2 separate regions of the Homo sapiens genome follow, and region 2 is linked to region 1. A link is a loop called in an ENCODE intact Hi-C map of the cell type or tissue named here. Cell type or tissue: lower leg skin. All regions are shown on one strand. Each heading gives the region's core, and the rest is flanking DNA. Links, peaks and the distances in the headings are about the cores only. Region 1 overlaps LOC124903956 (a long non-coding RNA gene). Region 2 overlaps LGALS9 (galectin 9).

Region 1 (2,805 bases), core at 257-2,756:
TGGGACTACAGGTGTGTGCCACCACACTGAGCTAATTTTTTTATTGTTTGTAGAGACGGGGTTTTGCCATGTTTCCCAGGCTGGTCTTGAACTCCTGGGCTCAAGTGATCCACCAGCCTCAGCCTCCCAAAGTGCTGAAATTACAGGCATGAGCCACCCTCACCTGGCCTGAGTGCTGAAAAACAGAAAAGCCTCAGAGGCCAAAGATGAAGCACTGGATGGAAGTTGACCTCCAAGCAGGGAGCAGGCAACTCAGCACCAGCCTAGGCTCCACGTGGGGCTGAGAGAGGGGGAAGGCCACCGACAGTCCCTGCTCCATGGGGAAGGCAGCCTCTGACTCTGGCTGACGGGCCGGCAGTCGGATAAGGATTGGCTGGCAGGAATGGGCATCCAGCTGCCTCTGCTGCTGCTGTGAGCTGGGAATGATGGTGCCAGTCAAGTCTGCATGGCCAGGTGGCCGGGCCGGGGTCTCTCAGCTCCAGTGGCTGAAACACACTACAGAATCATCAAACCTAGTCTGAGATAGTCATGAAAGAGATTTAGAAAAAGACATAGTGATTTTGTTCCCCATTTGCTTTTTCTAAAAACACTCCTCTCTAATAAAATGTATGACAGCAATAGCTCTCACTTATTGCTCATTTAATGTGTGGCGAGTGTTTTCCTAAACTCTTTATATATGTGTATTAGCTCATTTAATCCCCACACAAATCTTATGAGGTTTTACCACTGTCTTCACTATATAGATAAGGAAATGGGGGAGTTTATCTCCAGGAAAGTTAAGAAACTTTACCAAATAACTTGACCAAGGTTTAAATGGGGGTCTTACCCAGAGTCAACTTTAACTTCCAGACTGTCTCTACTACATTTTCTTTAAACAGCTCTTTGTGACGGGCTTGACCTTGCTGCAGGGTCTTCCTGTGATTCCCAATTCTTTGGATTCAACCCACATTTAAATCAGTCCTCCTGTTTCTGCCTAAATAAACCAATGCTTATAATATTTAAATATTTATTAAGAGTCTCTATCTCTGCAATGGTATATTTCCAAGATAATTTTTCTGATGAAACCCAGAAGAGAGAGAAAAAGAGAAATATTGATTGAAACCCATATTATGACGATAATTTTGCTGGATAAATATGTTTCTTTTCTTTTTTTTGAGACAGAGTCTCACTCTGTCACGCAGGCTGGTGCAGTGGTGTGATCATGAATTTTTTCAAAATATTAGATCACTAGCTAGAGCTTAGAAATCCTTTGTCATAAAGAGAAAGTTTTGACGAAATGGAATTTGCCATAGCATCCATACTTGCTTACATTTACCAAAGGTTAAACTGTTCCCACGTATCACCTTCTGTTGGGCAATTTACCTTTGCTCACTAGGCATTGGCCAGGGGAGAAATGGTTTACATTTGAGAAAGAGGCCTAAAGCACACAATGCATCCCTACTTTAATTTTTCAAGAAAAATGCCTGCCCAACCTTAAAAAAATCAGGTAAGTAACACAGAGAGTAGGGACTATCATAAAACTATTTACAAAGCTAACTGGGATTAAAGTAGCCCTCAGAGCTTTTAGTGACATCTCCTGACCTCTGCTGGACACATTTGGGATTGCATAGCTCCCAGGTCCTTGAAAGTAACCAGCAAAATAAGAATCTTAAAGTTTACAGAATGCCTCATCTAAATCTCTCATTTCAGAGATGAAGAAAATAAGATTCAATGGGCTTATGTGACCTACCCAAGAGTACACAGTTACTTATGAAGTGGCATATTCAGGACCAGTACCTAGAAATGATTTATTGCCCAGTAAACCACATATGCAAATGTTGATTAACTTCATTGGAATGAATAAATACTCTTTGGATTATCTTTAGAGTACCATCATTTTTAGAAATAAGAACAGCTGACAAGGACAAAGTGGTAACCAAGAGTCAAAATTAGAATTATTTGAGCAAGGTCATAGTTACCTTTATATCCCGTATCCCATATCCCCTAATCCCATAACTCCGTCATTATCTTCAGTGACTGATGATGTCTGTAGAGTAACAAAGAAGAGAGTCGGAGAATTCATTTTCACAAAACCCTTTTTTTTAGTTGTAAATATTTATTCCTGATTGTAGTTTGTTAAAATGAGCTTGCCTTCCTAGAGGAAACTTCAACTGGCCATAGGAAATAAGACTCCCCAGGGTTAAGAGGACTGTTCCTTTCAAGAACTAACTCTACCAGTGTTCCTGCAGAGACACATGGAACCCAAGGGAGGCACCCAGAGGTCTCTGATGCTTCTTCAGCTGGGAGTTTTGGGTCTCCCTATTGAGGCTGTATCTAGAAGAGAAAGCTGAAAGACCACTGAACTATGTAGTCAAATTATTCTACACTTTAATATCTCCAAATGCATAGTGTTAACGAAAGGAGTAGAGTATTATATTTGAAAGAACATAAGCTTTGCAGCCATGCAGTTAGTGGCTGCTTACTATCTATGTGAGCTTAGGTAAATGACTTAATCTCTCTGAGCTTCAGTGTCCTCACCAATAAAACAGGAATCATAAATGATACTTTTCCAGAAAGTTGTTTGAGAATACATGAGATTGTGTGTGTGAAAATCCTAAGCAAAGTACCTGGTGCTACAGGCCAAAGGGAGGGATAATGTTTGATTTCTTCATGGAATTAAATATACACCAGATTTTTTTTCTTTTTTTGGATACTGGGTCTCATTCTATTGCCCAAGCTGGAGTGCAGTGGTGCAATAACAGCTTACTCCAGCCTCGAAGTGATCCTCCCACCTCAGCCTCCTGGGTAGCTGGAACTATATATAGG
Region 2 (2,805 bases), core at 115-2,614, 410 kb before region 1:
AAACCGCTTTCTTCCCGACTCTAGGGCTCTAGGGAGTTTAGTTTTTGGTGAAGGAGGACACTGTGCAGCTGTGAACTGACCAGAACTTGTAGACTTACAGAGAACATCTGTCCAGGGGCGCTCTGCACTGTGTGGATGACTGTCTGGGTCTGGAAGAAAGAAACCAGGTCTCACCCAGGCTCTCACGTGTGAAAACCACCAGCTCCCACCAGAGGGCGCCACACGGCAGGCACCCTCCAGGGGGCGTAACAAGCCCAATGGCCCCACAGACCCCACAGAGGGTGGGCCCAGGTGTCTCTTCTCTCAAGGGGATGAGCGAGGGGCAAAGGTTAGAACCCTGGAGAAGACAGATGGGGACGCTGGTGGCTCTGGCCCATCTTTCCTCTCGGGGAAACGTCTCTCAGCCTAGCCTCCCTTTGCAGGTGACAGAAGTGAATGTGGGGCATGGTCTTCCGTGGCTGCCCACGGGGTGGCAACTCAGGTTGTTTCATCCAACCCCCACATCCAACCCCCAACCTCACCAGGCCGGGCAGATGGTCAAGGGTCTGGTCTGTGCCCTCCCCACTCCCAATGGGAGAGGCCCAATGCCTGGCCCTGCCTCCTCCATGAGCCCAGAAAAGCCAAAATGAGGACGATCCAAAAAGAAAGCAAGAGACTTACAATGGGAGCCGGGTTGGCAGGCCACACGCCGGGAGGCTGGAGGGGTGAGGAGAGTCAGAATGGTGGTTATCGCGGGCACCACAGAATGGGAGGAGATGGTGGCAAAACTCCAGGGAGGCTCTTGTGCTCAGAAATGCCTCCCCGGACACACCCACCTCCCTCTTGCTCCCAAGCAAGCCTTCCTGAGCCCGTGGCACCCAGATTTTTACCCCCAGGTGTACAGGGCTTTGGGGTTGGGGGGTAGGGTATCCCCACTGGTTCCTCTCGAGAGAGAGGAGACTGGGTTTGATAGAGACCTCATTGCTTTCTGTAGCTCCCACAGCGAAGAGCATTACTTCCAGTGCCATATTTCACCCATAAGGTGAGAAGTGGTATTTGTTGAAGGCCTATTGTGGGTCGATTCCTGGGCTTCAGTGCTTTCCAACAAGGGAAGCAGCCTCAGCTCCTGTGTCCCTAGTGAGGCAACGAGGCTCAGAAAGATTAAGCAACTTGCCCAAGCTTGCCAAGGTGGAAGGGATCAAATCCAAAGTGGCAGCCAGTTCTGTCTGACTGTATCCAGCACACTTTCTATCCTCCCCAGAGCCAGGGCCAGCGCCAGGGCCAGGGCCAAAGTTGGGCTGCCCTGCAAATGTTCCCTGGGGCTCGACCAGTCCTGAAGTCAGCGTGGCAGGAGGCAGGTGCCCTGTCTGTACGGTGATGAGCCATAAGAAGACTGCGTAGACAAAGCGCCCCTCCTCCCAGTCCCCACTACTTGAGTGGCCGGAGGAAGGGCTGCTCACCTCCTTGTCCTGGATCCTGCCCCACCCAGTAGACTGTTCTTGCCCTGGCTGGTATCCCATTCTCCCTGGCTGTGTGAACCACATTCCACATTCATTCACTGAGTCCCTACTGAGTGCCAGGCACAGTGCAAATGAACAAGCCACAGTCCTGGCCCTCTGGGGCCTCATGGGCATAGGGACATGGGGGTGGAGTAACGGGGACAGACACGCAAATACAGTTACAATGGGGTGCTGTGAACTGGCATGGCACAGATACATACAGACTCTGTGGGGACACCAGGGGAGCGTCCAACAATATTCCAGGCGGGGAGGACTCCCAGAGGAGCGGCACTTAGGCAGAGCATGGAAGGGCAATTAGGCATGTGCTCGAGGCAGGCTGGCAGAGGGTGCTTCCGGGACCAGGGACAGCATATGCAAAAGCATGGTGGCCCAAGAGGGCCTTGAGTGAGCTGCAGAGGCTGCGTGAGCTTCGTGGGTTGGGGGTGAGGCAGGGACGTGGATTGGGGCAGACTGGGGAGGAATTCATATACCCTGCTGGAGAATTTGGGCTTTATTTGAAGGGCTGGGGGCTGTGAAGATTTTTAAGCAGGGAGAGGGTGTGATCACATTTGCTTATAAGAAGGTCACTGTGGCAGTGGTTGGGTGTAGGGGGTGGGGAACTGGACCCCTGTCGTCATGGTGAGGAATCCCAGAGGCCTGGACCACATCGGTGGCTTCAGGAGGGAGACACGTTCGTGCCTTGGAGAGACGTAAAGAAGAGGGAGTGAAGAATCCAGGGTGACCCCCAGGTCCCCAGCTCTGGGTGCCCAGCGGACAGAGACAGGGAACTCTTGGGTGGGCAAGATGCGGCCTGTAGGCCCTGAGTGGCCTGCTGGCTGGGGCCAGCCTCTCAGACCCTCGGTCCTTCCTACTGTCTGCTCGGCCACCCAGGGCCTCTGTGTTGAACTCACTTTTTGTCTGCGCCCCCTGGGCCTGGGTGGGAAACAGACAGGCTGGGAGAACGGCACCGTGGAGAAGGCAGGCTGAACAGGGACTGTGCGGGGGTTCTGTTAAAACAAAAGGCACCGGGCAGTGAGGAGAAGCATTAATAGAGCCAAGGAGAAGCCGAAAGGCAGAGGCAGGGGCAAGAGGGAGAGACCAGGCAGGCAGGGCGATGAGGCAAGGGGGTTAGGGCCCTGCCAAGATGGGATGGGAAAGAGCCAGGCTCTGGTGAGCAGTGCAGGGGTGCGGTCTCCCTCCAGCTCTTCCCTCCCCTACCACCCGCAGGGGAGAGAGTCAGGGAAGGAGGGAATGAGAGATGAGGACCAAAGGGCGAGAAGCCCAGATTTGCTGAGGGCCTACTGTGTGCTTCGCTGATCTCAGGGAG

The links. Peaks named below come from ENCODE experiments on the same cell type or tissue, not always from the same donor. Only the 100,000 strongest peaks of a DNase experiment are listed, where the experiment ranks them.
Region 2: it touches region 1 in a loop (7-fold over the local background); 51 of 110 quality-filtered maps call a loop at or near these places.

What each region holds. Positions count from the first base shown.
Region 1 is chr17:27,235,672-27,238,476 of GRCh38, reverse strand. It overlaps LOC124903956 (a long non-coding RNA gene), which reads left to right. Exons shown (of 2, transcript XR_007065676.1): 2 at 54-618. Among named protein-coding and RNA genes, the nearest start is that of MIR4522, 57 kb to the left of the region's middle. In lower leg skin, for the core only: a CTCF peak has its summit at 1,589 (motif pointing left); a DNase peak (open chromatin) is centred at 1,596.
Region 2 is chr17:27,643,205-27,646,009 of GRCh38, reverse strand. LGALS9 (galectin 9) reads right to left here. Exons shown (of 11, transcript NM_009587.3): 5 at 2,390-2,485; 6 at 661-696; 7 at 99-149. Among named protein-coding and RNA genes, the nearest start is that of LGALS9, 13 kb to the right of the region's middle. RefSeq lists an enhancer at 2,239-2,805. In lower leg skin, for the core only: no CTCF peak of the experiment used is centred there; a DNase peak (open chromatin) is centred at 1,225.